Linked DNA regions of Homo sapiens: region 1 is linked to region 2. A link is a contact called in ENCODE Hi-C data. All regions are on one chromosome and are shown on one strand. Each heading gives the region's core, a stretch centred on a gene start or an enhancer-like site at or near the end of the contact. The rest is flanking DNA. Distances are from core to core; before and after follow the strand shown.

The links. A loop is a pair of places that touch in the nucleus more often than their neighbours do. Pooled maps may share reads with other maps.
Region 1: a pooled map of gastrocnemius medialis shows a loop between it and region 2 (10-fold over the local background). The contact joins the promoter of RPS6KA2 here to the enhancer-like site in region 2. A Hi-C loop is called at or near these places in 2 of 50 pooled maps.

What each region holds. Positions count from the first base shown.
Region 1 is chr6:166,624,778-166,631,287 of GRCh38, forward strand. It overlaps RPS6KA2 (ribosomal protein S6 kinase A2), which reads right to left and starts at 2,474. Exons shown (of 21, transcript NM_021135.6): 1 at 2,144-2,474. The coding sequence starts at 2,242. RefSeq lists silencers at 2,344-2,693, 2,754-2,923, 3,174-3,233.
Region 2 is chr6:163,963,597-163,970,693 of GRCh38, forward strand. The region is part of intron 4 of LOC105378102 (a long non-coding RNA gene); the gene reads left to right. Among named protein-coding and RNA genes, the nearest start is that of QKI, 550 kb to the left of the region's middle. RefSeq lists an enhancer at 1-1,761. Within about 2 kb of position 2,360, at least 7 of the 41 ENCODE cell types and tissues checked have a DNase peak (open chromatin) inside an H3K27ac peak, as active enhancers do.

The DNA of each region.
Region 1 (6,510 bases), core at 1,224-3,723, 2.7 Mb after region 2:
GTATCAAATAATAGAAAGCTGGGGAATGCATTTGTAAAAAAGAGAGCATTGTATTAGCATTGACCTTTTTTTTTTTGAGACAAGTCTCGCTCTCTCGCCAGGCTGGAGTGCAGTGGCGCAATCTCGGCTCACTGCAACCTCTGACTCCCTGGTTCAAGCGATTCTCCTGCCTCAGCCTCCTGAGCAGCTGGGATTACAGGCACGCGCCACCATGCCCAGCTAATTTTTGTATATTTAGTAGAGATGGGGTTTCTCCATGTTGGCCAGAATGGTCTCGATCTCCTGACCTCATAATCCGCCCGCCTTAGGCTCCCAAAGGGCTGGCATTACAGGCATGAGCCACTGCGCCCGGCCATTATTGACCATCTTAGTGAGACCTCCAGCACCTAGTACGGGATCTGGCACACAGGAAGCACTAATTGACTACTTGCTCTTAGACTACATGTATTTTCAGCCCATTTGACCTCCTACATCGCTGATGGTTTATGTATGACTTCTAGAAATTTTATTTCTACATGGAAGAAACCTCGTTTCCTATTCCCACCACCCCCCCACCCCCCCCCCCGCTTGTTTCCCACTGTATTCTTTCCGGAGGCACGCCTGCAGCCCAGCCCTCCTTGCAGAACCCTGTGACACCAGAGGCGTGTGTATCCAGAATCAGGCAGATTCCTGAACTCCCACTGGTCAGCCAGTGTCTAGTGCTGCTCTTCATAAACAATGCCTGGAGTGTGCTCACACGTGTACCTCTTCTTGGCAAAGACAGTAAATGGAAGGAGACAAGGAGTTGTCTAATAAACTTGGCATTGAGATGAAACAGGAAACAAAGACATGTATCCGGATAAAGATAAATACTGTTCTGAGTTTCTGATCTTGTCAACTTCAGATTTTTTAAGTGCCTGTGTCCCAGGAAAATGATTTGCCTCACTGGTGTGCTTCATTTCTTTCAATATTAGACTTAAAAGCAAGCCCTCCTCCAGTACTGGATTAACAGTTTTGTTTGAAAGATGTGTTTTACCCTCGGGAACCGGCCATACTGATCCTATCTAGTACTTCCAATTCTGATTTAGGGATGCCATAAGAGAAACTTTTTAAACAAGTAATTCTCTTCTACTTTTTTGTCTATTCCTCAGGTCTCTCAATGGTTACAGAACCCATGTCTGTGTCTAATATCATGGCAGCTGGGACAAAGAAAACCAAGATGAAACATTTGAGATTGTTCCAGCTGAAACAAACCAACCAAAACCCCACAGGTGCCAGCCTTGAGGCAAAGGCGGGACAGTGTCAGGCGAAATCTTTGGGTCCCAGCCTCAGTCTCCCCATCACCATGTCTTTTTCACTTAAACACGTTTCACTGTTTTGTCATCTATAGATTCAACAATGTGATTTGGACACTGGGAATAAGAGAATAAGATTTGATGGTTGAAATAAAACACACCACGAGAGAACCGTCCACAAGGAAACTCTAAGATGCCAAGATGCGGGACAGGTAGAAAGGACAGGGCTTTGGGAGTACTCTGGGTTTTCAGGACGAATCTGTATCAGCCTCGGCGCTGCGAGGATATTGCATCAGGCTCTTTACTCCTGAACGCCGTTTTAGACGCCTAAGCAGATTGTGCTGCTGCCTGTTCTTCCCCGTTCTGTGAATTCTACACTGACTTCAAGTGCACGAATGAGCTACAAGATAAGGTGGAACCTGCCGGCCGGGCACGGCAGACAGCACCTGATCAGCGCCTCGGAGGGCGGAGCTGGGGGGCTTCTCCACTCGGGACTTTGAGGGACCCCCGCGGAGCGCTCCGCGCCACTCGGCGGTCTAGCTGCAGAGAAAGCCCCTCCTCACCCGGGGCTCCCTGTGGCCCACAGGGGACCATCCCACACCCCGTGCAGCCAGCGGCGGAGAAACCAGCTGGAAATGCAGTGGGGGTGGAGTTGCCCCCGCGAGGACCCACGGACCGCCCAATTACTACGGAGTCCCAGCGATAACGTTTGGAGCCGTTTGGTTCGATTTTCGGAACCGGACCAGCTTTCCAGTAACTTGAACTCCCTGACGGGTCTCGGGGTCCACCCAGGGGTGGCGAGGCGGGCTCGGGCGACCACGGCCCGCTCAGTGCCCGGCACCTGCGCGCCCCGAGGGCGGCCGCATTACCTCGAGCCGGCTCAGGCTGGAGCTCTTGGAGCGCGACTTCCTGCGCAGGTACACAGAGAAGAACCTGCGCACGGCGAACTTCTTCATGCTCAGGTCCATCGCCCCGCGCCCAGCCCGGAGCAGCCGCAGGGCCGGGGGACGCGCATCCCCGGCATCCCAGGCGCGGGGCTCAGGTCCGCGGGCGGGCACGCGTGGCCAGGGAGCCCGGCACGGCGGCCATGGGCGCGGGGCGTGGGGCGCGAGCTGCGGTCACAAAGGGCAGGCCGCGCCGGCCACCGCGGCCGGGGCCACAATCGCTCCCTCCGCCTCCTTCTCCGCCTCCCCTGCGAGTACCAGCGCCGGCCACGCGCCACGCCTACACCACGCCCACCACCACTACCACCAATCAGCGCCCGCCGCTCCGCGCCCCGGCACGCACACCTCCTCCTCCTCCGCCCCGCCCCGCCACTACGGCCAATCAGCGCTCACCACCCCTCCCGTTCCCACCCACCACCAGCACTGCCAATGAGAGCCCACCGCCCCGCCCGGGAGAGCCCCGCCTCTGCCGATACCTCCAATCATCAGCGCCGCCCTGTGGTTCCAGGTGCCCATCCCTCCTCCTCTTTCTACTCCTTCCTACAAGAACCAGCTCCGTGCAGCCCCGCCCCCACGCGGTTCCGCCCACGGCCCCGCCCACAGCACTGCCCGCCAATCAGTGCCCGCAGCCGCCGCATACCTAATGAGCCTCGGCCCGGGACAGCTCCCGGCCCGGGCGAGTTGTGCAGCTGCTCCGGAGCCGCGCAGTCGCGGGCGTTCCTGTCACGCAACTTCGGCCCGGCTGCTCTTTCTTCCAGCTTGGGGCCGTCATTATGTTTTCCTTCCTTAAAACATCCCTATGCACACTTTGTCATCATGTTTTTCTCTGCCGAACCAAACTTTAATTGTTGATCAGCAAACGCAGCCAAAACCTCAGCGGCACAGCGAGCGAGGGACCGCCGCCTGCCAGCGGGCCCTGCAGCTCGGCCAGGAGCCGCCCTCCGCGGAACCGGCGCCTTCCCTCCGCCGGAGCGGACAAAGGCGCCCGAGGGCGGGGGCTCAGGCAGCCCTCGGGGCGCCTCCCTCCCGCGGCTGCAGAACAAAGACGCATCCGCCCTCCGCAGCCGGTCCCGCTCTAGGAAACGTCTACACAGATGGCTTATCAGGGCCCGCGCTGGGAATACCCGGGCGGGGTGACCTGGGTCTAGGGCAAGGCCCTCAGACCCGCTGCTGGCGGCAGCGCCGCTCGGGATCCGCCTTAAAGGGAAACACTTTTTTCTTTTTTTTCCTAGAAATGCTCACCAAGGGCTGCAGCAGGGCCGAGAATGCGGGCTCACGACCCCGTGCAGCCTGCTCTGTTTTCCTCTTGTGCACGTGTTGAGTTTGTATTTAAAAACAGGGAGAAACCGAGCCCATTGACATAGCACCATCACCACCTGCAAAGAGCAGAAACGAGTGCGGTGGTGAGTTGACAAGTCTTGCTTGCTCTTTTGCAGTGCGAACTGCAAAATCCTCGCGTTGTTTTGCTCCCTGGACTAGTCAGATGTTGCGTTAATACTTGTGTAGTCTATTTTGGCTAAGGTGGGTAGAGAGGTCAGAATGTCCTTAAATAAGAGCTTTAAAGTCATGCTGCATCCGGGCTGAGGTGAGGTCAGATAGGCTCTCTGGGTTTCCTGGAGACCCGCGTTGAGCGGTGCTGCTCCGGAGTGGAAGCCGGGAGTTTAGCACCACGACTCTGGCGCTGCCCCTTCCTTGCTTGGTGAACTTGGGTGCCGTTGCACGTTGTTCCCACGACTCATCTCTAAGAGGAAAATACGAGTGAAACCTGTCTCACCTCCCTTACTGGATACCAAGAGGCTTATGCAAGATCACGGATGTGGGAGTGCTTTGTGAATTTAAATAGTGCAATTGATTTTCATATTATGTATTAAAGGATCTATAATGACTATTCTTTAAAAACAGAAGTGCAGGACCCCACAAGGACACCAAACACCACTTTTTGCTCCTTTTCAAGATGGTGTGCCAGTTAAGTGCCCATGAAAACTGCTTTGCCTGCTTCCTTTAAGGTTCTGCTGGGAGGGTAGTAATCTGTGCTCTCAGAACCAGCCTCTTAGTGCCCTGTATCCCTGCTGGGACCCTCAGGCATCCTGGCTCTAGGCAAACACAAAGACACTCTGTACCCAGCACGGGAAGAGGTAGATGGACCTCCAACTGGACACAGACTCCGGGAATGAGGGAGGACCAACCCGACCATGCTTCCCTCGGAAGGGGAGCCAGTAATACTGGCCGGAGACAGGAGTGCTGAATGCCACCTATACCAACTCATGGGCATCCTGTTCAGGACAAAAGCCCCAAGGCAGGCAGGCCTAAGTCAAGGCTTGTGTTGTACCAACAATAGTATTTTGACCTGATCTGACAAAATTGGAAAGGAAATATTTCATGGGACATTCATTAGTTCCCCAAATTTGAAGGCAACAAAACTGTTCTGTTGAACTTGGGAGGGAAAATCATTCAGATTTCACTGGAATTCATTGCTAGAACAATAAATCTGTTTGCCTTTGTTTTTCTCCTGGTAAAATACACGTATACCAAAATCTCTAGTGATCATGGAACACTACTTCATGTGATTATGTAATGAAATCCTCCAAAACCACTAAATCTAGGGTAGGTATAATATCAAGACCCACTGTAACCGAAATCCAAATTATCCTTACCAAATACCAGAAAAGAAAGTGAACTTGATAAAGGCTCTTGCCCAGATGATGGAATGGGAGAGGACTGAAGAGAAGATAAAGAGCTTGGTAGACCTCTGAGTATCTCACATTTCCTCTGACTCAAGCACAGTAAGTTTGAGACTGAATTCCGTGGTGACTGCTGCTTCTATGAGTACCAGATTAGCTGATGTGTGGTCAATGCAATTCCACAAGTGATTATCGAGCACTAACATCTGGCACTGTGGTGGTCATTTGTGACACAAAATGATTACAACATCCCAAGAAGTTCACAGTCTTATGGAAGAGAAGGTGAGTGAACAGACAAAGCTCATGCCGTTTTTATGTAAAGTGAAAGAAATGCGTAAGAGATGAATGAGAAGCCAATTCTAATTGGCGAAGTCAAGGAGGAGATGGCCTTTGCTCTGAACCCCTGAGGGTAAGAAGATGAGGGAATAAGTTTCCTGGACAGACAAGAGGAGGCGGGAGTCCCAGGCTGAGGAATAACAGGGCACTGTCAGGCAGCTGTGACAAGGTTTCCCATCTCTCCCTGCTACACAGGCACCTTGTGGGTAAGGCTGGTGTGCTCTCTGCATATGGGAAGATGCCACATTCTCGGGGCACCCCACAGGAGTGGCTTGAGTGACATCCAAGAGCTTCTAATTAGTCAAGTACCACAAATGTCTGTTCGTCTCCAAACAGTCCTACAGGCTGCTGAAAGTTTCAAGCTTCTAAAACTCCCACATATTTTCAATAAAACGCTAAATTGCACTTCAAGTGAAACTATATATCTTTAAAATAAATTGAAACATTCGGTCTTCATTAGGACTAAAGTTTTGCCATGGGAGGTGAATTCACTAGGTTCACCTGATGCAAAACTTCACCAGGATCACCAGGGTCACCTGGTGCTGGCCATCTGCGAAAGCAGGAAGTCGTGCTTTTCCGGAGTATCAGCATTCGAAGGCTCTGCCCATCACAGGCATCCTGCTGGATGCTCCAGAGACAGTGTCCAGCCAGTACGAGGGAGGGAGGTGGGCTTCAGTGTGTGCCCCTGTGAACTACTTCCTGTGGCTGTGATACAAATGGGTTTAGTCAAGCTTCCCTTAGTGTAGTCCCTGAGTGTACAGAAAGGAATCCTTTTCCTGGGCTGTGGATCCCCGTGTACTTGAAATGTTTATGACTTTGAAGTTTCTTGAATGTAGGAATTAGTCCTTGCTCAGGAAGATGGTCTTAAAGTCCTGAGACCCTAGAAGGTAAACTGTAGTGGACAGTTCAGGTGGGGGCACGTTCGGAGCAGGTGTCAGCAAGGGGCCTGGAGCTGTCAGGGAAGGGCTTCTTGGGCCCTCGGCAAAAGTCAGAAGGGATCAAGTTTGCCTCTGGTCTCTGGCTGGCCCCTGGCCCTCACCCACAGGACACTTGGGTCTCATTCACATCTGGGTGCCAACCAAGCCATGTCAGAATGACACCTGTGCCCTCAGTTTAACAGTTTAAAATCTCTGAGCATATCGAAAATTTAAAAAGAAAGTCTTAATGCGTAAAAGTCTTCAAAATGACAGAAATAAAGCTCTAATGGTGAAGTACCAGGAAATGGAATTTACATTTGAAACCAGAGGGCCTGGTTTCTGAGTAGTCAGGAGAGGC
Region 2 (7,097 bases), core at 1,110-3,609:
ATTCAGGGGTGGCTTTAGTTTACCGGGAGATAAGTGGGGGAGCGATGTGAGAGGAATTCAGGAGAGAGGACAATTCCAGCTAAAAACAAACCTCAAGTGACAGTTGTGTAAACGCGCTCGCAAAGTAACATTCAACAGAACAAGCAGGGCGAGCGTCACAGGCCTCTTGTTGGAGAGAGACACAAACCTGGATTCCAAGTGCAAGGGTTTGACTTGGAAGAATGGCAAGGGCTCCCTCAATGTTTAAGAAACTCTAGGAAGCCTCCGCAAAGCCAAGATGCTCTTCAGTGTAAGCCTCTCTCGTCAGGCCCCCCTCCCCCAGAGGCGGATTCTCAGGCTCAGAGCTCTTGAGATCCGTGGCTGACCTCCTGACCATCGTTAATAATGACCGTTGCATGTTTCTAAATTGCTAAGGGAGTACATTTCACGTGTCCCACCATGGACAATAAGAGGGGTGGTGGATATGTTAATAAGTTTGATTTAATCACTCGACATTGTATACTAGACCAAAACATCACATTGAACCCTGTGAATACGTGTAATTATTATTTGTCAATTAAAATAATAATTTTCCAAAGCTGCTCCTGCAGGTGGATGTTTAGTGTGCTTTGAAGGCCAGTTCGGTGGAGCCTGGTTGTGAACCACGCAGGGGCACCCAGCTGGGAGCCAATGAGAAGTTGCTGAAGGGTTTCAGAGCTGCCTGCACAGCAGATGGAGCACAGACAGGGATGGACTAAGCCACCTGTGGGCGCCGGGGCTGTCACTGAGCTCCCCTGGGTGCCACAGTCTTCCTCACGTGCTGGGGACGCTCTTTCCTGCTGGGCTTGGCTGCAGGGACCTCGAGTCTCCCCGTGGGTGAAGCCCCATCTCACCAGGGCAGGGGTTAGGAGACTCTCTCCCAGGAAGCCCACGCCTTCCTCGTACCAATGAAGCACTGCAGGTGCCCCCAGCACAGACCTGCCTCGTCTCATGGATACCCTACCTCGGACATCTGGACAGGCTGTGTGATCTGGGGAGGGACAAGCAGGTCAATTAAAATAAGTTTCAGGGATGTCCTCACAGCCCCCTCAACCGGGATTGTTCTTTTGCAGTAAGAGCATCTGGGGCCTAGATACCAGTGTGGCCCCTCCCCACCACCCCAGCTTTATTAGGGGATCAGGAGGCAAGAAAGGCACACAGGGTCTTGGTTGGTCTCTTAAGTGTAGAAGAATATCACTGCTTATTTTGCAGAAAATCATTCTCCAGAATTAGTCCAAAAGAGTTCACTACAGTTTGTAGCAGGTCATGTCAATGAATGCTATAATAATAGTGACGAGAAAAGAGAGTAACCAGGGTGCCCTCCTGCCCTGGGTTGAGATTTGGGAGTCAGCAGCATCGCGATGGTAGAACATTTATTCCTGGTGACAGCGTCAGAACCAGAAAGAAAACAGCTTGATTTCCAGGTTCCAGGTTGAGCCCGCCAGGCTGGCAGGAAACTCTATTGCTTTCTCAACGAAGGAAATTTGATTCCTAAGTCACTGAGAGAGAGAAAATCAACTCCTTTTATGTCACTTTTATTATATGGTACTCTAATAATTCTGACATCTGTTTCTCTCATTTCTAGATTTTAAGACTTTACTTCGATCTGGGGCCATTAAATATTTGGGACCTTTCTAAGAAACCTTTTTAAAATTAACGAAGCTGTGCATGTGTGTTCTCCACATTGTATTGTATGACCTTAAGACTTGACGTTGCTGGAGGGGAAGGGTTTGTGTTTTGTGAAAACTACAACAGCCATGAGGTTTAATGTTTTTCTTGATCCAAATTGAGGCTTCTCTTCAGAAGTCTCTATATGATCTCAGAAAACTTTTTGCGACTGACCTCAAGGCATCCAAATTATTTTCAATGGAAAGGGCATCCAAGATTTAAAAATACGCTCTAGGCCTGGAAGGACCCTGGAGCCCAGATTGGAAGGGTGGGGTGGTTGAGTGCTGCTGCTGGAAGCTCTCGTAAAAGGGGTGAATGAAGTAAACATCATTAGAATTGCTGGGTGCCAGAGGCGCCTGTGTGACATGTCTGGATGGCTTCACCGAGACACACAACTGATTAGATATTCAAAGTCAGGTGCTAAGAAACCAAGGTCATGCCATACTGCATTTCTCTCAAACAACTGGGCCCAGATAAGTTAAGCAGTGGGTGATACCCCCAGACAGATAAGGTGGCAATTTTTAACAATCTTAAAATATTGTTACAGCAAGGAAGGTCGTGATAAGATCAAAGCATTTGGAATTATGTTAACGGGTGCTGGGATTTCTTTTGCCCTCCCCTCTCCCTGAGCCTCCCCCTTCCTGCCACGTCTGCTTACAAGCACACACATACAAACACCACACACACGGGGCATGGCGTGTTCCAGAACCTGCTGGGATACCGCTAGGCTTTGGAATATGAATGCAGGAAGTGCTCGTGATTTTTTTTTTTTTCCTGTGCTCACAGCAGGTTGATTTATGGCCTGGATTACTGGAAACAGTAATTCTTTGCTCTTTATGATGTTTTGGTGGGGGATGCAGTAGCCTGCAGTCAGAACACCATGATTTCAACTAGGTTTTTACAAAAAGGTCTCTGCAGAAAGGGTGGCTGTGAATTGGTCAGCTTCTGGAACAGAGCAGTTAATAAGACACTAGCACATTAATCATGTGACGGCTATTGGGCTTCGCAGGGACAGGCACTAGCTTTTAAAAACAGCAATTTAGGTGACTACTGTGTTGAAAGAGGTTGGCTGAACACACTGTTTTTAACCCACAGTTAACAGTTGAATTGTGTGGGTGGTTTTTACGTACACTTTTTCGTGTATCTGGAATTTTTAATAACCCTAATACAATAATCTCTTCTATTACCTTTTATCCTATGTCAATTTCCAGAGCTACAAATGTAATGAGGAGTAAGCCAGTTATCTGCTAATTCTGGAGAAACTGTCAAGAATTATTCTGAAATTATCTGGACAATGCATAAACTCTTCCACTTTACCGGGTGGCCCTGGTAACTCCATAACAAGTATTTTGGGGTGGGGGCAGCCACAAAACCAAAGCCACCACTCACTAATGAAATAAATGACTCTCCTCAGCTGAGTTTAAGAAGTTTGTCCTATGTAGAAACTAAAATCTAGAAGTATATTAGAATTTCTGTTCTTTGGACCAATAAAAATTCATAGTATAAAACTTAAGACATAAAATAACAGTGATTTCATGTATCTGCCAGTAGAAAACCACAGTTATCATTTTGTAAGAAACAAAAACACTACGTTTTCAAATCCAACAGTGATTCACTTTTGTTTCCACTCATTTGTTGCATTTTATTAGTGAAATGAAGTATAAAGGAAGCTGCATTTATCGGGCAATTACAATCTACAAGAGGCTATGAAAATGCAGTGGGAATAAACCACATCTTTTGTTTTGAAGGAGAGAAAAGTATGATAATTAATTAGTGAAGAGAGTGAGTGTTTTGAGGGTATTAAAATTATCGCTGTTAAAACCAGACCTGACTAGGTTCAAATTTTGTTTCCAAATCTCACTAGCTGTTTAATCTTAGGCGAGTTATTCTCCAATCTTTCTGTGCCTCAATTTCCTTGTTGTTAAAATGCATATATTCAGAGACCACAGTTCATGGGATTTTCTTGAGGATTAAGGGAAATTATGACAGTGAGTTCACTAAAAAAAAGCAATGTCTTTTATACAGTGACCTCTCAGAAAGTAAATTTTGGCATATCCATATTATAGATTATGATGCATTAATTTAAAATGGTGACACAGTTGTGGATTTAGAGACAAAGAAAAATGTTAATATATTGTTAAGGAGAAAAGGCTGTAAAAGATTTATAAATGTTTTATGCATTTGTGCAAATTACTAACAAAATGTTCTAAGAGGAGTTATAAAACAATAAATGTTTTAGTTGTCTCTCAGATTGGCACAGGTGCAAAAATAAAGTTCATACTCACTGCAGGCCGTGGGTGAGTATTAGACACACTCCTGCACCATTAGTGGAAGAGTAAATTAGTGTATCCTTTTGGGAGAGTAACTACATATATCTATCAAATGTTTCTCTATTTGGCCTATCAATTCTACTTCTTCAAATTTGTGCTGAGCAAATAATCATTGATATGTGAAAAGATTTATCTGTCAATAGAATCTATATTGCAATAAACATATATTATAGGCACATGCAATAACATAGAAAATCTCAAAATCCTAAAATTTGGTGAGAGAAGCCCAGCAAAAGAATGCATGTTCCATAATAAAAATGACTGAATAATTTCATAAAATTCAAAAACAGTCAAAATTAATTTAAAGTATTGGACATCAGGAGAGTAGTTATCTTTGGAGGGGTGAGAGGAGATATTGATGGAGAAAGGGCTAAAGGAATATCTGGAAACTGGGAACTTTCGATTTCCTGATCTAAGTACAGTAGCGCTTACACAGGGGTGCTAACTCGGTACTAATTCCTTGAACTGTGATAAGATGTACGCACAGTCTGTATTCTGTGTACGTTGCTATGTTGTTTATGTGAAAAAAGAATTAACCACTAATCACTGTGGGCTGCCTCAGTAAACTTTTATATCCATATTTTTATTAGCATGCATTAAATTATTAAAGTTATCAATGTGAAAATTTCTAAGTTTACTACTTTTAAATTTATCCCTATGGAAAATCCTAATGACGCAGTCAGGAGAAAACAGGGTACGCGGTAATATATATGATCTCACTGTATTATAAAAATAACAAGCTCCTTATATTTCTGTGTAGACATAGGCACTAACAAACTCTAGACAGCTATAAAAACAGAGACTGTTGGCCGGGCACAGTGGCTCATGTCTGTAATCCCAGCACTTTGGGAGGCCGAGGCGGGTGGATTGCCTGAGGTCAGGAGTTCAAGACCAGTCTGGCTAAGATGGTGAAATCCCATCTCTACTAAAAATACAAAAAAATTAGCGGGGCGTGGTGGTATGCGCCTGTAATCCCAGCTACTCGGGAGGCTGAGGCAGGGAAACTGCTTGAACCAGGGAGGTGAAGGTTGCAGTGAGCTGAGATCATGCTACTGCACTGCAGCGAGCAAGACTCTGACTCAAAAAAAAAAAAATAAAAACAAACAAACAAACAAAACCACACACCAGAGATTGTCTTCACATAATAGAAGCATAGATATTTTTAAAAAATTTTTTAGTATTATCTGGATGTTTTGCAAAGATCATAATACTGCCCTTCTGTAGATGATGGTAGCTACCTCTATAATTCTTCCGTGTGTTGCCCTTGCCTTTGTAGAAATGGAAAAGCTTCACCTCCATTCTCTTAGGATCATGGCTGAGTCCGAGAATAACGTTGACATAAGATGCTTTAACAGGAGAAAAGCCTAATGCAAGTTTGGACGCAGTGTTTCACACCTGTAATCCCAGCAATTTGGGAGGTGGAGGCAGGCGGATCATTTGAGGTCAGGAGTTTGAGACCAGCCTGGCCAACATGGTGAAACCCTGTCTCTGCTAAAAATACAAAAAAAATTACCGCGGCATGGTGGTTTGTGCCTGTAGTCCCAGCTACTTGGGAAGCTGAGGTGGGAGGGTCTCCTGAGCCTGGGAGGTTGAGGCTGCAGTGAGCTGAGATCATGATGCCTCTGCACTCCAGCCTGGGTGACAAAGCCAGACTGTCTCAAAAAAGAAAAAAAAAAAAGAAGACCCAAAAAGTAGTTAGAGTCATTACTTTTATACTGAATTGAACAAAGAGTAGTAACTTTTAAGAAAGCAACTATTGTGCAGGGAGGCTTAACAGATAAGAATGATGCTAACAAGGCCCTCTCAGTTATGACTTCTTGTCCTTGAGGATAAGGCTGTTGCCTCTTTCTAGCACAGGGAGGGCTCCTTTCACTTGGGAATTGCATCTTCTGCTTTTAAGAAACAGCATGAAGGTCAAAGTAATCTTTTTTGCATCTACTGCATTTTGAGTGCCCTTAACTTCGGTAGTCAAAGTGCCAGAAGAGCGTATTTTGGCTCCTTCACCCCCACCCCCAACATGGGCACCAAAGAAATCTTTCCAGCCCCAAGTCAGGTGGCTGCTCTCTCATGTGAAGCCATTTGGGGGCTTCCCGCTGCACCCAGAAGATCCCTGCAGACCTGTCTGCACCCCCTGACTCTCATCTCTCCTGTGCCTCGGGACCCCTGGCCTTGGGCTCTTCTCTCCTTGCCATCTTCCTGCCTTCTAGTACCTGCTTCTGCACAGGCGTTCTGCCCTCCTCATTTGCTCCCTTGCTTTCTTGCGGCCTCAGGTCAAATATCATGATTCTCACCTAATGCCTGCTCTTCTTTTCCTCTAAGACAATGATGAACATTTATACTTTTGTCTTTAGTTTGGGGTTAACTTTTTTTTTTTTCTTTTGAGACAGGGTCTCTCACTCTGTCCCTCAGGCTGGAGTGCAGTGGCGTGATCTCAGCTCACTGCAATCTCCGCTTCCCAGGCTTAAGCAACTGTCCTGCCTCAGCCTCCTGAGTAGCTGGAATTACAGGCACCCGCCACCATGCCGAGCTAATTTTTGTATTTTTAGTAGAGACAGTGTTTCACCATGTTGGCCAGGCTGGTCTCGAACTCGTGACCTCAAGTGATCCACAAGCCTTGGCCAAGGTGCTGGAATTACAGGCATGAGCCACCATGCCTGGCCTGGGGTTAACTTTTTAAATGTTTGTCTCACCTGCGCCTCTTTCTTCAGACTGCATTGCACGAGGGTGGGGCTGTATCTGCCTTGTTCATCTTCATAACCCTAGAGCCTCATTCCTGCTAGTTCCCAATAAATACACTGAACAAACGGAACCCCAAAAGGCACTTATGAAAATAACCAGCAGCTTATTGAAATTAAAACCTAAACTCAAGATTGTAATAGGAAAAGAATGAAATGAACTAATTGTCATTAAATAATAGCAAAATAAATTGTTAAAATGATATTCTTGAAGAATTTTTTATGACATGAAAATTGATTTGGGATATATTATTAAATGAAGAAAGAGAGTTACAAAAGTATGTGGCAATCTGAGTTAATTTTGTAAAAAAAAAATCGAATAATTTATGTAGGTGCAGAGAGGGGT